Linked DNA regions of Homo sapiens: region 2 is linked to region 1. Evidence: read pairs that join two places in POLR2A ChIA-PET (ENCODE). Cell type or tissue: OCI-LY7. All regions are shown on one strand. Each heading gives the region's core, and the rest is flanking DNA. Links, peaks and the distances in the headings are about the cores only.

The links. Peaks named below come from ENCODE experiments on the same cell type or tissue, not always from the same donor. Only the 100,000 strongest peaks of a DNase experiment are listed, where the experiment ranks them.
Region 2: POLR2A ChIA-PET joins it to region 1 with 6 read pairs; 2 of 35 experiments call an interaction of 5 or more read pairs at or near these places.

The regions. Positions count from the first base shown.
Region 1 is chr10:45,377,091-45,385,090 of GRCh38, reverse strand. ALOX5 (arachidonate 5-lipoxygenase) reads right to left here. Exons shown (of 14, transcript NM_000698.5): 2 at 2,410-2,608. Among named protein-coding and RNA genes, the nearest start is that of ALOX5, 6.9 kb to the right of the region's middle. In OCI-LY7, for the core only: no CTCF peak of the experiment used is centred there; no DNase peak of the experiment used is centred there; H3K4me3 peaks cover 1,009 bases.
Region 2 is chr10:45,322,509-45,338,581 of GRCh38, reverse strand. No RefSeq gene overlaps it. Among named protein-coding and RNA genes, the nearest start is that of OR13A1, 15 kb to the right of the region's middle. In OCI-LY7, for the core only: no CTCF peak of the experiment used is centred there; a DNase peak (open chromatin) is centred at 7,845; H3K27ac peaks cover 615 bases.

The sequences.
Region 1 (8,000 bases), core at 1-8,000:
TGGATCACCTGAGGTCAGGAGTTCCAGACTAGCCTGGCCAACATGGCAAAACCCTTTCTCTAGTAAAAATACAAAAATTAGCCAGGCTTGGTGGCTACCTGGAGCCTGTAAACCAAGCTCCCTAGGAGGCTGAGGCAGGAGAATCGCTTGAACCTGGGAGGCAGAGGTTGCAGTGGGCTGAGATCGTGCCACTGCCCTCCAGCTTGGGCAATAGAGTGAGACTCTGTCCCAAAATAATAATAATAATAATAATAATAGGCCACAAATTCTTTGACATTCCTTCCATTGAGAGATGGGGGGGTCTGCATCCCCACCCCCACCCCCGGAGTCTGGGTGGGCTCTGTGACTGCTTGGACCAGTAGAATATGATGGAAGTTACAGTGTGCCAGTTTCCAGGCCCAAGCCTGAAGAGATTGGCAGCTTCCACTTTCTGTCTCTTAGAAAACTTGCTCTTGGAAGCCAGCCATCATGTAAGAAATGCAGGCACCCAGAGGACACCATTCTGTGAGAAGCCTTAAAGAATGAGACTCCATATGGACAGAGAGGCCAAGGAGCCTAGAGGTGCCAGACACATGACAGAAGAAGGCCCAGCCCCCTTCAGCTGATGCTACATGGCCACAGATGAACTGCCCAGTGAAGCCTTTCCTAAATTCCTGACCTGCAAGAGCATGAACAAAATTAAATGGCTGTTTAAAGTTACCAAGGAGGTTGGTTTTACAGCAGTAGAGAGAATGGAACTTGCTGGACAGCTTCTCTATGCTCACCCTCCAACCTGTGCTGTCCCTGAAAGTGATTGGAATGAGATGCCTCAATGGGTTTTCCACTGGGAACTCTGACCAGAAAGGAGGGAATGTGTAGAGGAAGGAGAGGCCAATCACTCCCCAGAACCTTTCTACTGAGGGCCGCAGCTCCTCCAAGGGTGCTGTCTCCAGGATACTTCTGCATTACTCCCACAACCTTCCCCCTCCCCCTGCATCAGGACTAGTGGTGCTGATGGCCCCGCACTCTGCATGGTCCCTCTGCACATGGGCCCACACCTTTGTGATGCCCCTTTGTTAAACCCTCATCCTAGTGTACCATCTGTTTTTTGCCAAGATGAGCTGAAGGGTCTGCAGGAAGAAGGGCTTCATAACCGAGACCTTGGGTAGATGTGCAGGAGGGAGTTTCAGAGCCAGCATTTTCTAACTACCAGAAAAAGAGAAGTGCCCTGTCCACAACCTTCCACATTCTGTTGACCACAGGAATAAATGAACTTTGTGATTTTTTTTCCTGTCATTAGGTAGGGGGACAAAAATCCTCTTAACTCCATGTTCAGAAATATTCTGGAAATTTGGTTTCTTAAGTCAAATTCCACATCAGAAACGATGGGATGTGGCCTGGTAGCTTAAGAACAGCAGGTACAGAATAACTTTTTTCTCCTTTGTCTCAGTTTTCTTAGCTATAAAATGGGGGTAACAGTCATCTCTTCCTACCTACCCCACCAAACTTCGTGAAGAACACACTAGCTACAGGAAACTTGGCAAAGAGAAAGAGTTTGACGCTGTCATGGCAGAAGCAGTGGCTTTCTCTTATTACGGTGGCTGCCTGGCCTTTGAAGGCTTATCTTTCCAGGTTTAAACTGAGAGCAAGCTGAAGGGTTATGACTCGAAGTGAGGTAGGATTTTGCCAGGCACACTAGGAGGCTGGGTATGCAAGGTGGTTCATTCAGGGAGCCTTGGCTGACCTTGACGCCTGCGTCCGTCTCTGATGCTCTGTACCAGGTCAGCTGTGTGTCCCTAACAAAGAATGGCCTCCTAACTGGGGTCTGCACATCTGGGCATCTTAGTAAGGGGAACAGATTTGAGGTTCTTCTTTCTTTCAGCGAAAGGTGAGACTTCGGGTTGAAGAACTGGTAACTGTGATTTGCAGGCTTGTCCATGGCTCCTCAGAGCTGGCACTTGGGGTGCTCCTTGTCCACCCCTTCCCTCCCTAGGCCCACATGGGGCACCCTGAGCTTGCCTGAGCCCTACTGTGATCTCACGGAGGGCAGGCTATGAACTAGAAAGTGATGCCACACCCTGGCAACTAGAGAAGTGCCCATCCAGGGGCATGTCCCATAGGTATCTGCCTGTATGGACCCTAGTTACCCACTGACAAAAAGAGGGGCACAACCCTCCCCTGTAGAACTGTAGCGCAGAGTGAGGACATGACGACAGTGAGGCCTGGGGCCACCCGCTCCACCCTCAGGGGCTTGTAAGAATCCCAAGGAAAGTCATGCCTCCTGCAGGTGTGTCGAGGCACAGGGCAGAGCCCTCCCACTTCCCGCCCCTGCACAGCAGTGTCATTCCTCCTATGACTACAGTGCTTTGAGGACAGGAAGAACTTTCGGTTCTTGGGAAGCCCGGGGCAGAAGGGGCCTGAGCTGCTCACCGCGTCCATCCCTCAGGACAACCTCGACATCGCCGGTGATCCAGCGGTAGCAGGGGAACTCGATGTAGTCCCCGTGGGGCGTCTTCAGCGTGATGTACTTCAGGTACCAGTCGTCATTCAGCCAGTACTTGCGCTTCTCGATTCTGACCAGCTGGATCTCGCCCAGTTCCTCGTCCACAGTCACGTCGTATGAATCCACCTGGGAAGGAGAACAGGCAATCAGGCCATGCGTGGTCTCCTGAGCCTTTGTTCTGGAGGTGTTAAGAATTTGTCACCCCAAGGTATGCTGCTGTGGCACAGGGACTACGTTGAATGAAAAGCACTTAAAAAAACAGCAGGTGCAAGATACTCTGACATTCGTGCTGTTTCTTAGAAGCAGGAGATGAAAGTCCCCTATGAAAGATGTCCTCACTATACCAAAAGGAAAGTAACACTCTTTTCATCAAGGTTGGGAAGTTGAAGCCAAAGGAAATCCATACAAACAGATCTTGTACAATGAACGCTTACCTCCCGAGTCACTTCCCTGCCCAGTTACCTGCCCTAGCCCAAGCCCCTTGGCCTTATCACATCTCACGATGATTCATTCAATGCAGTATCTAAGGGGGATTGACTCTAACTGCTTCTTGGGGTCTTCATCTTTTTAAGAGGGCTCCCATGCCACGTACAACTTGTATTAAAGAAATCTGTAGGCTTTCGCCCATGAATCTGTCTTATGCCGATTCTCAGACCTAGCTGAAATGGGAAGAGGTGGAGTTTTGCCTCCACTACAGTTCATGGAGCCAAGATTCTTCATGAACACCTTAAATGAACTCCTGAATTCATTTACCCAAGACATTCACTGAAGGCCTGCCCCTGACAAGGCTCAGTGCTACGACCCAGGCAGGTGAAAGAAATGGACAAATCCTGGGCCCTGCCCTTGAGGAGAGAGAATCCAGTGAGCCAGGATGGTGCTGTGCTGCTCAGAGGGCAACGCCTGCTGACTGCACTTAGCTCAGGCTGGAGGATGGGGAGATGCCCAGGCTCATGCCTGCACCTGCGAGGCTGTGCCCAGTGAGGGTCCGCAGCTGCCCCCACATGGGATAGCCTTGTGGGAGACCTTTACAACTGGAGATGGGCTTGCTGACAGTGGATCCCCACAATGACTCTGGGAGTGCAGGGGAGTTACCACCCCTTCCACAGATGAAGACAGCGAGGCTCAGTGACTCCCACCTCTGCCACTTGCCAGCAGAGCTGGAGTCACACCCCAGGTCTTTCCATCATAGCCACTTCCTCTCTTTCCAGTTTTCAGTGGGGATAATAAGTGAGTGAAAATGGTGAGGCTTAGATACAGGGAGCTTGCATGGATTCGAGTCGTCCTGGGACATTTGCAGTTCACAGCTGCATGGTGATGCCCAGAGAACAGTGAGACCAAGCAGCTCTGCTGCACCTGTGGCATTACTGGTGGCAGGGTGAGGCTAGCCTTGCAGCTAGAAGGCACCACCCCAGGCTGTGTACAGCGCAGCTGCCCAGGCCTCTGGGACAAGGCTGCTTGGCCCCCTCCCTGCCAGGCTCCTGCTTCCAGGACACAGGCGGCTCTGAGGCAACAGCCATAGCTTCTGGAGGGCTTTTGTCTCTGCAGCAATGGATGGCAGACAGGAAGTTGGGATGAGAGGCTCAGGCATTGCATCACGCATTCTGATGACCAGCAGGTTTGGAAAGCCCCGGACTCGATGCCCTCCAAGGCATGTTCTTTTTTATTTTGAGGTGGAGTCTCACTGTGTTGCTCAGGCTGGAGTGCAGTGGCTCGATCTCGGCTCACTGCAACCTCCACTTCCAGGGTTCAAGTGATTCTCCTGCCTCAGTCTCCCAAGTAGCTGGGACTACAGGCACCTGCCACCACATCTGGTTAAGTTTTGTATTTTCAGTAGAGACAGGGTTTCACCATGTTGGCCAGGCTGGTCTCAAACTCCTGACCTCAAGTGATCCACCTGCCTCGGTCTCCCAAAGTGCTGGGATTACAGGCATGAGCCACTGTGCCTGGCCCCTGCAAGGCACTTTCTAAGCCAGATTCATCAACCCTTGAACTTTATCCCTGGCGGCAGAACCTAGAGTTCTCAGCATGATGGCAAAGTGGAAGGGGCGAGGGGTATCATCCTTTGTGCGAGCGCAGGCATCCCCATTCCATGCCCTGCCTCCAAGCTGCCAGGAGGACCCCTGGAGGGCTTCCTAAGAGGAATGGGAACTTGAGTGTTTTCCACAAACCTCCTGGCTCTGAATACCGTGAGCAGTTTGGGGTGGCTGACGCTGAGGCCAGACGCTTGTGGTCAGAAAGCGGAAGCTTCCTCCCTGTGCTCTGTAGTCTAGGCCAGAGGCCCTAGGAACAGTTTCTGATGACAGAGGAGCCAGGCCCATGTGGTGGGATGACATGTCTTGGGTCCAGCCACATGTGGACCAGCCTCGGCCCCACGACAATGCCCCTCCTGCAGGGAGAGTATCAGCCTCATCTGCCACCTCTGAGAAAGCCTTCCTGCCACAGCTTGTCCTCAGGAGAGCAGGGCCACACACAAGGCCTCGCCCATCATGGACAGGGTGGGCAGGTTCTGATGGGACAGGAGTCTCAGCATCTCAGGGGCTCGGGCCCATCTGGAGGAGCAGAGTGGGGGCTGAGTGGCCCAGGACTGGATACGCGTCGGGCCTGCCCCACGCCAGGCCCTGCATGCCACAGGGATTTACAGAGGCCTTAGCTGCAGGTTGTGAGCCAAGACAGAGATTCCTGATCCCACCGAGGAGTGGGGAGAGGGCAGTGAGGGGTAGAAGGCTCGGTGGGCCCTGGGGTCTGGAGCTCTGAATTCACATCCCAGCTTCAGGCAAGTAGCTGGATGGCCTGGGCACATTGCTTCATTCTCTGAAGCTGTTTCTTCATCTACCCAAAGGAGATACCCCTCACTTGCAGGACCATTGAGAAAATGAAATGACACCATCCTGGGTGGCCTCCTTTCTCCAGAGGCACAGGCCACCGGTTGTGTGCATCAGAACCACCAGTGCCCCTTCCTGAATCCAGGGGGTTGCAGGGCACCAGGCCCCACACCGCCTGTGAGCTAGCATGGGCCCCTGCGTCACGGCCACTTCGTGACTACATGTGCCAATCCGAGTAACTGGAGCACACATGGGAGGAGGAAACTGAACCTGTGACCTCAAACTCCTTCACTCAAAGCCCAGAAGGAACTCCTGAAAGGCTGGAGACAGGGCTGTGAGGACAGAGGGAGAGTGGGAGGCATTCTGAATGCTGGTGGGGCAGGCAGAGCAAGTCTGTGTGCGGTGAGGACTGAGGGGCGGCCACCAGAGGCCCGGGCCTGGTCTGAGTGTGGCTGCTGCAGGGGAAGTAGCTTTCCTATGGCTCTGAGGGGCTGGAGAGGGAGGAAGGTGTCCCCAGGGGATAGATGACAGGAAAGCTGGGGTGGGGTGGGAGGAGCTAACAGGGACACTCTCATGGGAGGGAGGCTCCCAGTACCTTGGACTAAGAGGGGAGGGAGATGGGCTGAGGAGGCATTCCAGGACTGGGCAGGTCCCACAGGGAGGGCCCGATGTCTACCTGGGGGTGACGACCCACACGAAGAGACTGAGCAGCTTCTCTGAGGGAGTGGACAGTGGGGTGACCCTCCAGCACACCTGTGGTGCAGTCACAGGGGACTGGGACACTCCTGGCCCCCTGCCCTACCTACACCTGCAGGCACCTGGTGGAGAGCCCCTGAGTTTCACTTGGGGTGAAATCACTAGGCAGATTTACAAGGACTCCATCTGCCATCTGACAGGGACTTCCACAGCAGGAGGGGGCCAGGCCTGCAGTCTGGCTGGTCTATGGCCAGCCCAGCCACTTTCCTGGTGCTGGCTTCAAGCCTGAATATGATAAGAGGTGAACAAGGGGCAGAGGGCTCCAGCCTTGACCCAACTCAGGGAGTAAAAGACAAAGCTTGATGGCTGTGGTTCTAACATCCCAGGGGCCACTAATGGAAGAATGACAGATAAAGGCCTCCTTCCAGGAAAATACCAGGGTCACATGTGTCAAACTGCAAAATATCTTCGGAAGGTTTGTGGAACTACAATGGCCACCTTCCTCCCTCCTCTCTGGGCCAAGTACACTGGGCTGATGCTATATTTGTCTATTTGCTGTGACACATTAAATTCTCAGGTGACACACTGAATTATGGTGGGCACTATCAACAGTGGACACCCCCCAACAGGCCCTCAGGAAGCACTGGGCCTGGGAATGGCCGAGCGAGTGATTATCCTGCTTTACAGATAGAAACTGAGGCTCAGAGAGCAATGGTGGCCTCAAGATCAGAACCTACACCTGTGTGATGGCCAAGCCCAGGTTCCTCCCACAGTTCCCCAAGGCCACATCTTGAGAAAAGCCCTGAACCGGAAGCTAGAAGGCCCAGCTTTGAGCCCTGGTTTGTACCCTGGATGGAGTGTAAAGGGGCAATGTGGAGTGGCATGGAAGGACAGGGAAAAGCTTCATAAGAGGGTATTTCAGGCAGCTTTTAGGGGCTGATCAGATTTCAGAGGGCAGATGAGTAGGAGGATGGGCATGGGTAGCACATTTCAGATGTGGGGAACTGGGAGGGCAGGGTCCCCGGGGGATTCACACGTGGGAGGAGGAAGGCTGGACACAGTTTCTGGGGACAGAAGTGGGTGGCGTGGTGGTGCAGATGCTGGAGAGAAACAAGGGAAACCTGCAACTCACCGGCCTCATTTCACAAGGGGCCACTTTGCTGATTTTGCTTGTTGCTTTTAACTTTTTATTGGATATGTAGTTTTAAAGCTTTTGAATATTTCGGCAAAGAGTCAGTTGGTCAGTTTTCATGTGAGCTTTCTATCAGCATTTTAGGAAAGTTTTCATCTGTCTTTCATCAGATCTCTGCTGTTGCTGGGACAGGGAGACGGATCTCTCTGCGGAAGCAAGGATGTGTGCCCCACCCCCAGACTACCCATCTTGGAGGGGGACTAATGAGGGGCTGTGGGAGGAGGAAGCTGTAGAGCAGAGAGGAAGATTGGGGGCCAGACAAAACAGAGACTCGGGATGAGAGAGGGGGAGGCTATGGGGAAGAGCTGAGGAAAACAAGGGACGGAGAGAGGGATTGGGGTAGTGGATAGGGAGACCAAGGGGCAGAGAAGGGGGAAAATGTGGGACAGAGAGCCGGAGATTGAGGGAGCAGAGAAGGGGCCTCTGAGAGGTGGCTGGAAGACAGAGTGTAGAGGAAAATTCAGAGCAAAAAAGAAGGGAGAGTTGTAGGGTAGAGAGCAGAAACGGGGGGCATTTAGGGAACTGGGAGCAGGGGAAGGAAGAGGAGGCAGAAGAGGGGGCAGAATGTAGGGAAAAGATGGCTCAGAGGGGGAGACTGGGAGATGAGAGACGGATTGAGGGTCATACCAAAGAAATATTTATGCTCCACTAATATATTCCCATTCACAAGAAGGAGGTATTCTAGAATTAATTTTTCATGAATGTAAGAATACTCACTGACTTAAGAAGCATGAATCATTATAACACTTTTCTACACTTGTTGAACATATTCAAGTATCATATATTAAACACCACGCTATTGCCCTTA
Region 2 (16,073 bases), core at 3,144-11,143, 50 kb after region 1:
TTCTGGGAACACTGTGATTAATTAGCGAATGCCAGAACTCTACATGAGTCAGACTATTCTGATTGCTGCTTTGCCACTACTGTCTGTTATGGTAGTTATGCCCACCTTGCCTTTGATGGTTGAGTGCCACCACTTGGCCTCTGCCACCTTGGGATCCAATTATTCCCATTGTATTTACCTTTATTAGTTGAGTGACTGTGGTTCTCACCATTGGATCTGATATGCAGAGAATTACGGGGCTCTTCAAAGATGCAGGTGCTACCCTCACAGATCTATTTTGCAAGGTATTGGTCAAGGGTATATCTTCTGGGCCCTTCCATCTGGGATGAGTAGGTCTAAAGTGACTAATCCACTCCACCATCTCAATCTCTCTAAGCCTTTGGATCCCTTCCTCTACATTAAACCAAGAGTGATCAGACATTTCCAGCTCCCTCACAGTGGCCATCTTTCAATCCATATTTCAGCTAACTAAGCAAATAAATTATTAGAACCTTTTTTTAACTCCCTGAGCTGCAATATTAAATGCAGAGTCTCTACTTAGTGGGCCCAAATCAACAAATTCAGCCTGATCCAACTCTATGTTCCTTCCACCATTATCCCACACCCTTAATATCCATTCTCATGCCTGTTCTCCAGATTTCTGTTTATATAAATTAGAAAACTCAAGTAGTTCTTTTCAAGTATAGTGAACCTCCTCATGGGTTTCACTCTCAACCTCACCTCTTGGGGCCCATAAGGACTTTAGTCTGGTTATAGGTCTAGAAGCAGACAGGGGTGTTGGGGGTGGCTCCTGAGGAGAATCAACATTATTTTGCCTGGCAACTGCTCAGGGGGGGCCATCACTGTTGCCTTAGGCAGCACAGTGTTTATCTCCCCAGACAAATATGGAAAGGCTGATGGCAGCATGGGTCAGGGAGAGGATGTCACCACTACTGGGGATGGGGAAGCTGTTTTTTTTCTGGCAAAAAAGGTTTCCTGAGACTTTACAAACTCAGTGTCCCCAGCTTCATCAGGGTCCTCCCACATGTCCCCTTTCCAAGTTGCAGGGTCCCATTCTTTTCCAAACGATGCCCTCACTTTAATAGTACATACCTGGTGAGGCTGTGCATGCACCCTTCATTGGAAGTCAGCCACTTGCACAATAAGAGCTCATATCCATTTTCCCACAATTTCAGCTCTTTCTCTGCAGGAGATAATACTTTCACTCAGGGCAATCTTAGCAGATTTGAGGCTCAGTATCTGCTTCTGAAGCCAGGAGTTAGAATCCCTAAGTTCATTTTCTTTCATCACTTTGTCCATTGAACTTAGGAGAAACCAACCAACTTCATTATGTTTCCACATATGGTCAAAGGTATTATTTATAGAGTCACTAAACTCCTTGCCTCTCATGAGCGCTGAATCAGGAATGTCAAATGCATTTATTTTGCTTAACTCTCTAAACAGTTCATAGAAAGGAACACTGAATCAGTGTTCTCCATACTATCAGAAGTAGAGTCCTTAGCATTTTTGAGTCTAATCATATTAAACAGCCACTCCAGAAACCCTAAAACCAATGAAAGAACTGCATCCTTAATGTTCTGTTCCTCTAGAACCACTCCTGGTACAAAAATCTGTGTTAGGGTTCTCTAGAGGGGCAGAACTAATAGGATAGAGATATATAAGAAGGAAAGTTTATTAAGTATTAACTCACATGATCACAAGGTCCCACAATAGGATATCTGCAAGCTGAGGAACAAGGAGAGCCAGTCCAAGTCCTAAACTGAAGAACTTCGAGTCTGATGTTCAAGGGCAGGGAGCATCCAGTACCAGAGAAAGATGTAGGCTGGGAAGCTAGGCCAGTTTAGTCTTTTCATGTTTTTCTGCCAACTTTTCATATTCTAGCTGCACTGGCAGCTGATTAGATGGTGCCCACCCAGGTTAAGCGTGGGTCTGCCTTTCCCAGCCCACTGACTCAAATGTTAATCTCCTTTGGCAACACCTTCACAGACACACCTAGGATCAATACTTTGCATCCTTCAATCCAATCAAGTTGACACTCAGTATTAACCATCACAGAAGCATTATCTACTAATACCACCATATAAAAGATGCGGATGTTAGCATAGTTATCACACTGTTTCCTCACACAATCCACTACCCATGGCTTGGTTTCTATGGACATATTATTGGATCTGAGCCAGCTTATTATAATGTTTTAAATAATATTCAAGAATTGTTACAATTGCATTTTGAATTGTTATTATTTAAATATAGGTCAATTTCTAAATAGATTCTTGTCCATAGTCAGATTTTACATCATGATTTCCTCACTCATGACATTTAAAAGTTTATTTGTTAAATTTAGCCAATATATACAAGTCTGCATTTGGGGATGGGTAATTGAATGCCATTTTTAATTTTTGGGTAATGGAGACTTTTTTTATGTTGCCTTTATATTTGATCCATAACTAGGCTATGTAGTACATTTCTGGGTCAAATCTCTATTGCTTTAAAACTTTGTGGTTTTGCTTCATTATCTCCTAGTATCTACAGTTACTGAAGTGATACGTACAACCAGCTTTGGACATGATGAATGTTTTAGGCTAAAGACTTGGGTGTTCTTTGGTCTTTGGAAGTTTTCTTTAATACTCTCTTTAAATTTGTCTGATTCCACTTCTTGGTTCCCTTTTCAGGAACACCAAGTATTCACACAGTGGATAGTCATCTGTCCTCTACTTCTAAAATTTTGTTATTTAACAAAATGTTATAAAAGTAGAATCACATTTATGTAACCTTTTTGGATTGATGTTTTTTGCTCAGCATAATTTCCTGGCAATCCATCCAAGTTGTTGCATGCATCAATCATCCATTCCTTTACATTGCTAAGTAGTATTCCATGCTATGTATTTACAACAGTTTGTTTACCCATTCACCTGTTGAAAAACATCTTGGCTGAATCTAGTTCTTAGCTATTAATATTATAAACAAAGATGCTATAAACATTTGTTTGACAGTTTTTTGTGTGAAGTTTTTATTTTTCTGGGATAAATGCCTGGGAGTGCAATTGCTGGGTCATATGATAGTTGTGTGTTTTTCTTTGAGAAACTCCCAAAATTTCCCAGAGTGGATGAAGTATTTTATGTTTCTATCAGTAATGTATCAGTGATCCGGTTTCTACACATCCTTACCAGCATTTGGTGGTGTCATGATTTTTAATTTTAGCCATTCTGATAGATGAGTAGTGATAGCTTATTGTTGTTTCAATTTGCATTTCCCTAAAACCTAATAATTTTGAACATCTTTTCATGTGATTATTTGCTGTCCATGAAATATCTGTGGAAACAGTGAGTAGAAGGATGCTTTCCACAGTCTGAGAAGGACAGCTGGGAGAGGTGGATGAAGAGAGGTTGGTATATGGGTACAAAAATACAATTAAGACCTCTGGTCCATGCTGGGCACAGTGGCTCATGCCTGCAATCCCAGCACTTTGGGAGGCCAAAGCGGGTGGATCACCTGAGGTCAGGAGCTTAAGACCAGCTTGGCCAACATGGTGAAACCCTGTCTCTACTGAACATACAAAAATTAGCCGGGCATGGTGGTGCGTGCCTGTAATCCCAGCTACTCAGGAGGCTGAGGTGGGAGAATCACTTAAACCCGGGAGGCGAAGTTTGCAGTAAGCCGAGGTCACACCACTGCACTCCAGCCTGGGCAACAGAGCACTCCAGCCGGGGCAACAGAGCAAGACTCTGTCTCAAAAAAATAAAATAAAATAAAGTAAAACAAAATAAAGAGTTCCAATCCAGCAGAGAGTGTGGTGAGATGGTGCGGGACCAGCTCCCTGGGACTTCTGAGCCTTTGCCCTGGCCAGTGGGGGAGCTGAGCCAGGATAGGCTGTAGCCTCTGCCCCGTGACACCAGGACCCTTGTGGTGGCTGCCACCAGGACCCTTGGGGTGGGTGCCTGGGCCTTGAAGATGCAGCAAGCCTCCCTTCCCCCTACACCTCAGTGACTGAGGGTGGTGGTGGCCTTTCCCAGGCCGCACCCTGCCGGGTATAGACGAAGTCCCCACTGAGCCTGGATGCAGTGCCTTTGGGTGGTGGTGGGAGTGGCAGGGGCAGCTTGGTGACTATCCGGGTGTGAGGATTGGGAAGGTGCTCTTGGGATGCAGGACACGGGCTCAGCCACCTCTTTAGGCCATGGCGCTGCCAGATCCGGGTCCTGGTGACCACTCTGTCCCAGCTGGGTGAGACTTACCTAGTCCTGAGGACAACAGACAATGGCCTTAATAGGCCTGGAAGGTGAGTGGAGGCACAGAGGAGGACAGTGTGGAACAGTTAGCAGGCATTGGGCTGTTGGTCTTCCTTCTACCAGACCTGGAAGGACCTCACATTTGGCCTATGGGAAATGCCCGCCACACTTTGGGAAGATTTACTATCTGCTTCTAGAAGGCTGTGTGTATATTATGAAAAAGCTATTCTCAACTCACCCCCAACCTTTTAATAGATAACATCTGTGGGGAGGCTGACAAGATGGCTGAATAGAAACAGCTCAGGTGTGCAGCTCACAGTGAGATCAATGCAGAAGGTGGGTGATTTCTGCATTTCCAACTGAGGTACCCGGCTCATCTCATTTGGACTGGTTAGACAGTGGGTGCAGCCCATGGAGGGTGAACTGAGGCAGGGTGGGGTGTTGCCTCACCTGGGAAGTGCAAGGGGTCAGAAAACTCCCCTGTTAGCCAAGGGAAGCTGTAAGGAGCTGTGCCATGAGGAGTGGTGCATTCCAGCCCAGATACTATGCTTTTCCCATGGTCTTTGCAACCCACAGACCAGGAGATTCCCTCCAGTGCTTATGCCACCAGGGTCTTGGGTTTCAAGCACAAAACTGGGTGGCCATTTGGGTAGACACCAAGGTAGCTGCAGGAGTCTTTTTTCATACCCCAGGGATGCCTGGAATGTCAGCGAGACAGAACCATTCACTCCCCTGGAAAGGGGGCCGAAGCCAGGGAACCAGGTGGTCTAGCTCAGTGGATCCCACCCCCATGGAGCCCAGCAAGCTAAGATCCACTGGCTTGAAATTCTTGCTGCCAGCACAGTAGTCTGAAGTTGACCTGGGATGCTGGAGCTTGGTATGGGGAGGGGCGTCTGCCATTACTGAGGCTTGAGTAGGCAGTGTTCCTCTCACAGTGTAAACAAAACTGCAAGGAAGTTCCAACTGGGTGGAACACACCACAGCGCTGCCAGGCTGCTGTAGCAAGACTGCCTCTCTAGATTCCTCCTGTCTGGGCAGGGCATCTCTGAAAAAAAGGCAGAAGCCCCAGTCAGGGACTTATAGATAAAACTCCCATCTCTCTGGGACAGAGCACCTGGGGGAAGGGGCAGCTGTGGGTGCAGCTTCAGCAGATTTTAACATCCCTGCCTGCCAGCTCTGAAGAGAGCAGTGGATCTCCCAGCACAGTGTTTGAGCAGACTGCCACCTCAAGTGGGTCCCTGACCCCCTGGCCTCCTGACCGGGAGATACCTTCCAGAAGAAGCCAACAGACACCTCACACAAGAGAGCTCCAGCTGGCATCTGGCAGGTGCCCCTCTGGGACAAAGCTTTCAGAGGAAGGAACAGGCAGCAATCTTTGCTGTTCTGCAGCCTCCACTGGTGATACCCAGGCAAACAAGGTCTGAAGTAGATGTCCAGCACACTCCAGCAGACCTGCAGCAGAGAGGCCTGACTGTTAGAAGAAAAACTAACAAACAGAAAGGAATAGCATCAACATCAACAAAAAGGACATCCACTCAGAAACCCCATCCAAAGGTCACCAACATCAAACACAAAAGGTAGGTAAATCCATGAAGATGGGGAGAAACCAGCACAAAAAGGCTGAAAATTCCAAAAACCAGAATGCCTCTTCTTCTCCAAAAAATCACAACTTCTCACCATCAAGGGAACAAAACTGGATGGAGAATGAATTTGATGAATTGGCAGAAGTAGGCTTCAAAGGTGGATAATAACAAACTCCTCTGAGCTAAAGGAGAATGTTCTAACCCAACGCAAGGAAGCAAAGAAACTTGAAAAAAGATTAGATGAATTGCTAACTAGAATAACGAGTTTAGAGAAGAACATAAATGACCTGATGGAGCTGAAAAACACAGCACAAGAACTTAGTGAAGCATACACACATATCAATAGCTGAATCGATCAAGTGGAAGAAAGGATATCAGAGATTGAAGATCAACTTGCAGAAACCCTATAAGCCAGAAGAGACTAGGGGCCAATATTCAACATTCTTAAAGAAAAGAATTTTCAATGCTGAATTTCATATCCAGCCAAACTAAGCTTCATAAGTGAAGGAGAAATAAAATTCTTTACAGACAAGCAAATGTGAGACATTTTGTCGTCACCACGCCTGCATTACAAGAGCTCCTGAAGGGAGCAATAAGCATGGAAAGGAAAAAATGGTGCCAGCCACTGCAAAAACATGCCAAATGGTAAAGACCATCAACGCTATGAAGAAACTGCATCAAGTAATGGGCAAAATAACCAGCTAGCATCATAATGATAGGATCAAATTTACACATAACATATTAACCTTAAATGTAAATGGGCTAAATGCCCCAATTAAAAGACACAGACTGGCAACATGGATAAAGAGTCAAGACCCATCAGTGTGCAGTATTCAGGAGACCCATCTCACATGCAAAAACACACATAGGCCCAAAATAAAGGGATGGAGGAATATTTACCAAGCAAATGGAAAGCAAAAAACAAACAAACAAACAAACAAACAAACAAACAGGGGTTGCAATCATAGTCTCTGATAAAACAGACTTTAAACCAACAAAGATCAAAAGAGAAAAAGAAAGCCATTACATAGTGGCTAAGAAGAGCTAACTATCCTAAATATACATGCACCCAATACAGGAGCACCCAGATTCATAAGGCAAGTTCTTAAACACCTACAAGGAGACTTAGACTCCCACACAATAATAGTGGGAGATTTTAATACCCCACTGTCAATATCAGACAGGTCAATGAGACAGAAAATTAACAAGGATATCTAGGAATTGAACTCAGCTCCAGACTAAGCAGACCTAATAGACATCTATAGAACTCTCCACCCCAAATCAACAGAATATACATTCTTCTCAGCACCACATCGCACTTATTCTAAAATTGACCACATAATTGGAAGTAAAACACTCCTCAGCAAATGCAGAAGAATGGAAATCATAACAAACAGTCTCTCACACCACAGCGCAATTAAATTAGAATTCAGAATTAAGAAACTCACTCAAAACCTCACACTTACATGGAAACTGAACAACCTGCTCCTGAATGACTGCTGGATAAATAATGAAATGAAGAAGGATAAAGATGTTGTTTGAAAACAATAAGAATAATGTACCAGAAACTCTGGGACATATTTAAAGCAGTGTGTAGAGGAAAATTTATAGCAGTAATTGCCTACAAAAGAACACAGGAAAGATCTAAAATCGACACCCTAACATCACAATTAAAAGAACTAGAGAAGCAAGAGCAAACAAATTCAAAAGCTAGCAGAAAACAAGAGATAACTAAGATCAGGGCAGAACTGAAAGAGATAGAGACATGAAAAACCCTTAAAAATCAATTAATCGCTCTCCCTCTCCCTCTCCCTCTCCCTCTCCGTCTCCCTCTCCGTCTCCCTCTCCCCACGGTCTCCCTCTCCCTCTCTTTCCACGGTCTCCCTCTGATGCCGAGCCGAAGCTGGACTGTACTGCTGCCATCTCGGCTCACTGCAACCTCCCTGCCTGATTCTCCTGCCTCAGCCTGCCGAGTGCCTGCGATTGCAGGTGCGCGCCGCCACGCCTGACTGGTTTTCTCTGCCCGGCCAGCCGCCCCGTCCGGGAGGGAGGTAGGAGGTCAGCCCCCCGCCCGGCCAGCCGCCCCATCCGGGAGGTGAGGGGTGCCTCTGCCCGGCCGCCCCTACTGGGAAGTGAGGAGCCCCTCTGCCCAGCCACCACCCCGTCTGGGAGGTGTACCCAACAGCTCATTGAGAAGGGGCCATGATGACAATGGCGGTTTTGTGGAATAGAAAGGGGGGAAAGGTGGGGAAAAGATTGAGAAATCGGATGGTTGCCGTGTCTGTGTAGAAAGAAGTAGACATGGGAGACTTTTCATTTTGTTCTGTACTAAGAAAAATTCTTCTGCCGTGGGATCCTGTGGATCTGTGACCTTACCCCCAACCCTGTGCTCTCTGAAACATGTGCTGTGTCCACTCATGGTTAAATGGATTAAGGGTGGTGCAAGATGTGCTTTGTTAAACAGATGCTTGAAGGCAGCATGCTCCTTAAGAGTCATCACCACTCCCTAATCTCAAGTACCCAGGGACACAAACACTGCGGAAGGCAGCAGGGTCCTCTGCTTGGGAAAACCAGAGACCTTTGTTCACTTGTTTATCTGCTGACCCTCCCTCCATTATTGTCCTATGACCCTGCCAAATCCCCCTCTGCGAGAAACACCCAAGAATGATCAATAAAAAAATAAATAAATAAAAATAAAAATAAAATAAAATAAAATAAAAAAAGAAATAAACACAAATAAAATGTTAAAATTCCCATTCTACATAAAATCATCTATAGATGTTTTTAAATATACAACATGATTATCAAGGACTTAATCTGTACCACATTCTTGTAGATGTAAAGTTAAAATTCTTGTAACCATCACTCTCAACCCTACCCTATCTTCCAGCATAAATGAGACTTTCACATGTTTTCTCTTGCCCAGATGGAGACACTAACTGTAGGCTTTGGAAATGTCTTAAAAAAAAAAAAAAAAAAAAGAGAGCCAGGCATCTTCAAACAGAGAAAAGCTGTTTGAACACATTTATCTAAGTCTATCAAAAGCTATGATTGTTAGCAAGAGGTAACCTTGTAATGCCAAGGCAGAAAACTGCCACCAAACCACAAAAAGCTTGTTCAACTGCTGAACCTAAAATTAAACAATTTATCTCTCATTAAAAAAAAAAAATCAATTAATCCAGGAGCTGGTTTTTTTTTAAAGATCAACAAAATAGATAGACCACTAGCCAGACTAATAAAGAGGAAAAGAGAGAAGAGTCAAATAGACATAATAAAAAATGATAAAGGAGATATCACCACTGATCCCACAGAAATACAACCTACCATCAGAGAATATTATAAACACCTCTATGCAAATAAACCAGAAAATCTAGAAGAAATGGATAAATTCCTGGACACATACACCCTCCCAAGACTAAACCAGGAAGAAGTCAAATCCCTGAATAAGCCAATAACAAACTCTGAAATTGAGGTGGTAATTAATAGCCTACCAACCAAAAAAAGTCCAGGACCAGACGGATTCACAGCTGAATTCTACCAGAGGTACAAAAGGAGCTGGTACCATTCCTTCTGAAACTATTCCAAACAATAGAAAAAGAGAGAATCTCCCTAACTCATTTTACGAGGCCAGCATCATCCTGATACCAAAGCCTGGCAGAGACACAACAAAAAAAGAAAATTTCAGGCCGAAATCCCTAATGAATATTGATGCAAAAATCCTCAGTAAAATTCTGGCAAACCGAATCCAGCAGCACATCAAAAAGCTTATCCACCATGATCAAGTTGGCTTCATCCCTGGGATGCAAGGCTGGTTCAACATATGCAAATTAATGAACGTAATGCATCACATAAACAGAACCAATGACAAAAACCATGTGATTATCTCAATAGATGCAGAAAAGACCTTCGACAAAATTCAACAGCCCTTCACGCTAAAAACTCTCAATAAACTAGATATTCATGGAACATGTCTCAAAACAATCAGAGCTATTTATGAGAAACCCACAGCAGCCAATATCATACTGAATGGGCAAAAACTGGAAGCATTCCCTTTGAAAACTGGCATAAGACAAGGATGCCCTCTCTCACCACTCCTATTCAACATAGTATTGGGAGTTCTGGCCAGGGCAATCAGGCAACAGAAAGAAATGAAGGATATTCAATTAGGAAAAGAGGAAGTCAAATTGTCTCTGTTTGCAGATGACATGACTGTATATTTAGAAAACCCCATCATCTCAGCCCAAAATCTCCTTAAGCTGATAAGCAACTTCAGCAAAGTCTTGGGATACAAAATCAATGTGCAAAAATCACAAGCATTCCTATACACCAATAACAGACAAACCGAGAGCCAAATCACGAGTGAACTCCCATTCACAGTTGCTGCAAAGAGAATAAAATACTTAGGAATCCAACTTACAAGGGATGTGAAGGACCTCTTCAAGGAGAACTACAAATCACTGCTCAATGACATCAGAGAGGACACAAACAAATGGAAAAACATTCCATGCTCATGGATAGGAAGAATCAATATCGTGAAAATGGCCATAATATCCAAAGTAATTTATAGATTGAATGCTATCCCCATCAAGCTACCACTGACTTTCTTCACAGAATTGGAAAAAACTACTTTAAATTTCATATAGAACCAAAAAAGAGCCTGCATAGCCAAGCCAATCTTAAGCAAAAATAACAAAGCTGGAGGCATCACACTACCTGACTTTAAACTATACTACATGGCTGCAGTAACCAAAACAGCATGGTACTAGTACCAAAACAGATATATAGACCAATGGAACAGAACAGAGGCCTCAGAAATAACACCACACATCTACAACTATCTGATCTTTGACAAACCTGACAAAAACAAGCAATGGGGAAAGGATTCTCTACTTAATAAATGGCATTGGGAAAACTGGTTAGCCATATGCAGAAAGCTGAAACTAGATCCCTTCCTTCCACTGTATACAAAAATTAACTCAAGATGGGCTAAAGACTTAAATGTAAGACCTAAAACCATAAAAACCCTAAAAGAAAACATAGGTAATACCATTCAGGACATAGGCATGGGCAAAGACTTCATGACTAAAACACAAAAAGCAATGGCAACAAAAGCCAAAATTGACAAATGGGATCTAATTAAACTAAGGAGCTTCTGCACAGCGAAAGTAACTACCATCAGAGTGAACAGGCAACCAACAGAATGGGAGAACATTTTTGCAATCTATCCATCTAACAAAGGGCTAATATCCAGAATCTACAAAGAACTTAAACAAATTTACAAGAAAAAACAAACAATTCCATCAAAAAGTGGGTGAAGGATAAGAAAAGACTCTTCTCAAAAGAAGACATTTATGCAGTCAACAAGCATAGGAAAAAAAGCTCATCATCACTGGTCATTAGAGAAGTGCAAATCAAAAACACAATGAGATACCATTTCATGCCAGTTAGAATGGCCATCATTAAAAAGTCAAGAAACAACAGATACTAGAGAGCATGTGGAGAAATAGGACCACTTTTACACTGTTGGTGGGAGTGGAAATTAGTTCAACCATTGTGGAAGACAGTGTGGTGATTCCTCAAGAATCTAGAACTAGAAATACCACAATAGCAAAGACTTGGAACCAACCCAAATGCCCATCAATGATAGACTGGATAAAGAAAATCTGGCACATATACACCACAGAATACTATGCAGCCATGAAAAATGATGAGCTCATGTCCTTTGCAGAGACATGGATGAAGGTGGAAACCATCATTCTCAGCAAACTAACACAAGAACAGAAAACCAAACACCACATGTTCTCACTCATAAGTGGGAGTTGAACAATGAGAACACATGGACACGGGTTGGGGGGGTATCACACACTGGGGCCTGTTGGGCTATGGGGGGCTGGGGAGGGATAGCATTAGGGGAAATACCTAATGTAGATGACAGGTTGATGGGTGCAACAAACCACCATGGCACATGTATATCTATGTAACAAACCTGCACATTCTGCACATGTACCCCAGAATTTAAAGTATAATAAGAAAAATAAAAATAAATAAGTTAAAAGAGATTAAAAAAATAAAAGAGAACATTTGCCACATTCAGTCTTTCTAGATGGAAAGAGGTTGCTGACATATGATAGAATTAGAAAATCACACATCTTGTAAATTCTCATTTGTTTAAAAAGAAATCATACAAATTAGATGTTTTTTGGAGATGACTTTTTAAAATAGAGTCGTTAGATCACCTCTGTAAGGGATATGTCTATATCTGTTCAGTGGGTTAGGGGACATGGATCTGGAAAGCCTGAGAAGAAAAAGAAGGTTCTATACCAGACTTGTGATATTTAGACATTTTCATATTCTATCCATTGTTTTGTGTGCATTTTATTCCTCACTATTGTATATATAGTTGACAATGCTAAACTTTTTTGTGTATTCTTTCTATGTGTTCCGAATGCCTAATATATGTCAAAATTAGCGGTAGTAAAATAATATTTTGTAAATATCTTTTTGCTAAAATTCATATGAAATGTTGTTTTTGGAGGGGAATGGCCAAACTACCTGTTGAGTAATACTCATCGTGTTTGTGTCCTGGTTCAGGGGAGGAGGAAGGAGGGGAAAGTGCAGAGAGCTCTATGCCGCTGTGTTTACAGTGAGGCAAGATTAACCATTATCTCTTATGTCTGTGCATTTTGTTTTACTTATCTGTTTATGTAGTGTATATAAAGGACAAACGAGTCCTAATTTACAACATCTAGTCTTTTTAGATGTTAAAGAGGTTGCCAGTGTATAACAAAAGTAGAGTTAGTAAACTAATATATTTTGTATATTTTGTTTTAAAATTCCTAGGAAAGATTGTCTTCCTATCTTTGAGCATTCTTGCGCACTGAGTTGATGGAGATGGGAGGGATTCTAAGCTAGGATGTTCTTATTTGGAAGACTCTTTCAAATTATAACTATGGTTACATGTATGCAGTTTATTCGAGACTGCTGTGTATATAGTGGACAAATTAACTCCTTACTTGAAACACCTAGTTTATCTAGATGTTTAGAAGTGCCTGATGTACGTTAAATGTAGAGGTAATAAAATACCACTTTGTAAATATCTTTTTGCTAAAATTCATAGGAAATACTGTCTTTTAGAAATTTAATTGTTAAGCCACCTTTGTGAGCAGTATAGTACTGTCTATACTTGTTCAATGGTTTAGAGGAGGTGGGAGGGAAGAAAAATATGTGACTGACTTATTTCACTAAGCCTAATGTCTTTAAGTTTCATTCATGTTGTGGCATGTGTCAGAATTTCCTTCCTTTTTAAAGCTGAATAATATTGCATTGTATAGATATATTACCTTTTATTTATCCATTTATCCATCAATAGAAACTTGGGTTGCTTCCATATTTTAGCTATCATGAATATTGCTGCCATCAACATGTTGAGTTCCTGTATTCAACTCTTTGGGTAATACCCAGAAGTGAAATTGCTGAATAAGTATGGTAATTCTCTGTTAAATTTTTGAGGAGCTGCTGATTCATACTTTTACGTATAAAATATTAGACCTTAAATGTATTATGTAAAAACACTAAGTATTTTTAACATTCTAGAGTAAAGAAGGTGTTTCTTAGCAAGACAGAAAAGCTGAAACCCTCAATAGAAAAGCCTTGTTAATGTTATCACATAAAATATTCAAAATTTCTGAACACACAGACACACACGCACTAACGAAAAGCTATTTACAACTTGTGGTAGATGAAGAAATAATTTCTTAACATAGCAAGAACCCAGGCAAATGATTAAGAAAAAGAATAATCATACAAATTTAATACATGTGAGAAGCTGTTCAGCCTTTCCCATTAATTAAAGAAGTAAAATATAAAACAAAACATATAATTTTTCACTTAGCAGAGATGAAATACCAAAACAGATGGGTATAGGTGTGGAACATACTTCCTTGGTTGACAGTTAGCCAATATCTATTAAAATCCCTTGCCACAGTAATTTCAGTTCTAGACATTTGTCTTATATTACTGTATTTATTCTGTCCTGTAACCATAAATTCCACAGCTGCCTAGTGATGGTTCTATATTTAAATGGAATGCTTACTCTCAGTATTGTTTTTTCTTTTGAGATGGAGTCTTGTTCTGTTGCCAGGCTGGAGTGCAGTGCCATGATCTCAGCTCACTGCAACCTCCACCTCCCAGGTTCAAGTGATTCTCCTGCCTCAGCCTCCCGAGTAGCTAGGACTACAGGTGTGCACCACCACGCCCAGCTAATTTTTGTATTTTTAGTAGAGATGGAGTTTCACCTTGTTGGCCAGTATGGTCTCGATCTCTTGACCTCATGATCTGCCCACCTTGGCCTCCCAAAGTGCTGTGATTACAGGTGTGAGCCACGACACCCAGCCAGTATTTTTTTTTTTAAACCACAGCTTCTTCATTTTGAGTCATCTCTAAATAGCTGCAATTTACTATAACTTAGGGTTTACAATTTTTAAAATTGTGTATGTTAAGGTATCCACATGATGTTTGATATACTTCTTTTGACATAAATATACACAATGAAGTGATTACTACAGCCAAATAATGATTACCATACCCATCATTGCTAGCGTTTAGAAAGACAACTGATTTTTATGTGCTGATATTGTACCCTGCAACCTTACTGAATTTACTAAATCTAGTAGTTTTTTGGTGCATCCTTTGGGATTTTCTATTAACAGAATCATGCCTTCTGCAAATGTAAGTAATTTAGCTGCTTCTTTTTAAATATGTATGCCTCTTATGTCTTTTTCTTGGCTATGTTCTTTTCTCTGGCTAGAACTTCTAGTACAATGTCCAGTGTCAGTGTTGAAAATGGGCATCCTTGTGTTGTTCCTGATTTTAGGAGTAAAGCTTACAGTTTTTCTACCCCTGAGTATGATTTTAGTTGTGAGATTTTCCTATATGCCCTTTATCATGCTAAGAAAGTTCCCTTTTATTTTAGTTTGCTGATTTTTTAAAATTATGAAAGGGCATTTAATTTTATCAAATACTTTTTTCTGTGTCTGTTGAGAGTTTGGCCATTTTTTTTCTATTGAAATGGTGTATTATGGTAGCTGATTTTTGGATGTGAAACCAACCTTGTGTCCTTGGGATAAATCCCATGTAATCATGGTGTATAATTCTTTCTATGTATTGCTGGATTTGGTTTGCTAGTATTTTGTTGGGAACTTTTGTGCCCATAAGATAAGAGGTATTGATCTATGGTTTTCTTTTCCTGTGATGTCTTTATTTGGTTTTTGTGTCAGGGAAATAGTGGCTTCATAAAATGTTCAAGAAGTGTACCCTCCTCATCTTTTTGTTGGAAGAGTGTGAAAAATTGGTATTATCAAATGTTTAGTAGAATTCACCAGTGAAGCCATTTGCTTTTCTTTTTGGGTAGTTTTTGATTACTGATTCATTCTCTTAATTTGTTTTAGGTCTATTCAGATTGTCTGTTTCTTCTTGAGTCAGTCTTGGTAGTTGTGTCTTTCTTGAAATTTTTTCATTTCACTTAAATTATCTTATTTGTCAGTGTACAATTATTTTTGGTATTCCTTTATAATCCTTTTTATTTCTTTAATGTCAGTAGTAATGTCTCTTCTTTTATTTCTGATTCTATAGTTTGAGTTTTCTCTCCTCTTTCCCTGATGAAACTGAAGTTTTTTCCATTTTATTGATTTTTTTCAAACGATCAAATTATTTCATTAATTTGTGCTGTTATCATTATTTCCTTCCTTCTGCTTACTTAAATTTAGTTTCATATTTTTTGTAAGTGTCTTAAGGTAGAATTTTAAGTTATTGATTTAAGAACTTTCTTAATACAAGTGTTTACAGCTGTTGATATTACTCTAATTACTTCTTTAGCTGCATCACAATTGTTTTGGTATGTTGTCTTCATTATTATTCGTCTAAAAATATTATCTAATTTCTGTCTTGATTTCTTCTTTGACTCATGAATTGTTTTAGAGTGGAAATTTCATTTTAAATTTCCAAATATTTGTGAATTTCCCAAATTTCCCCTGTTGTTGATTTCTAATTTTATTCCATTGTGGTTAATAACATACTTTGCATTATTTCTATCCTTCAAATTTATTGAGGTGTGTTTTATGGCCTAATATGTGGTCTATCTTCTAGAATGTTCCATGCTCACTTGACATGAATGTATACTTTGTTGTTGTTGTTAAGTAGAATGTTCCATAGTCCTTGAGGTCTATTTGGTTTGTAGTATTGCTCAAGTCCTCTTTTTCCTTGTTGA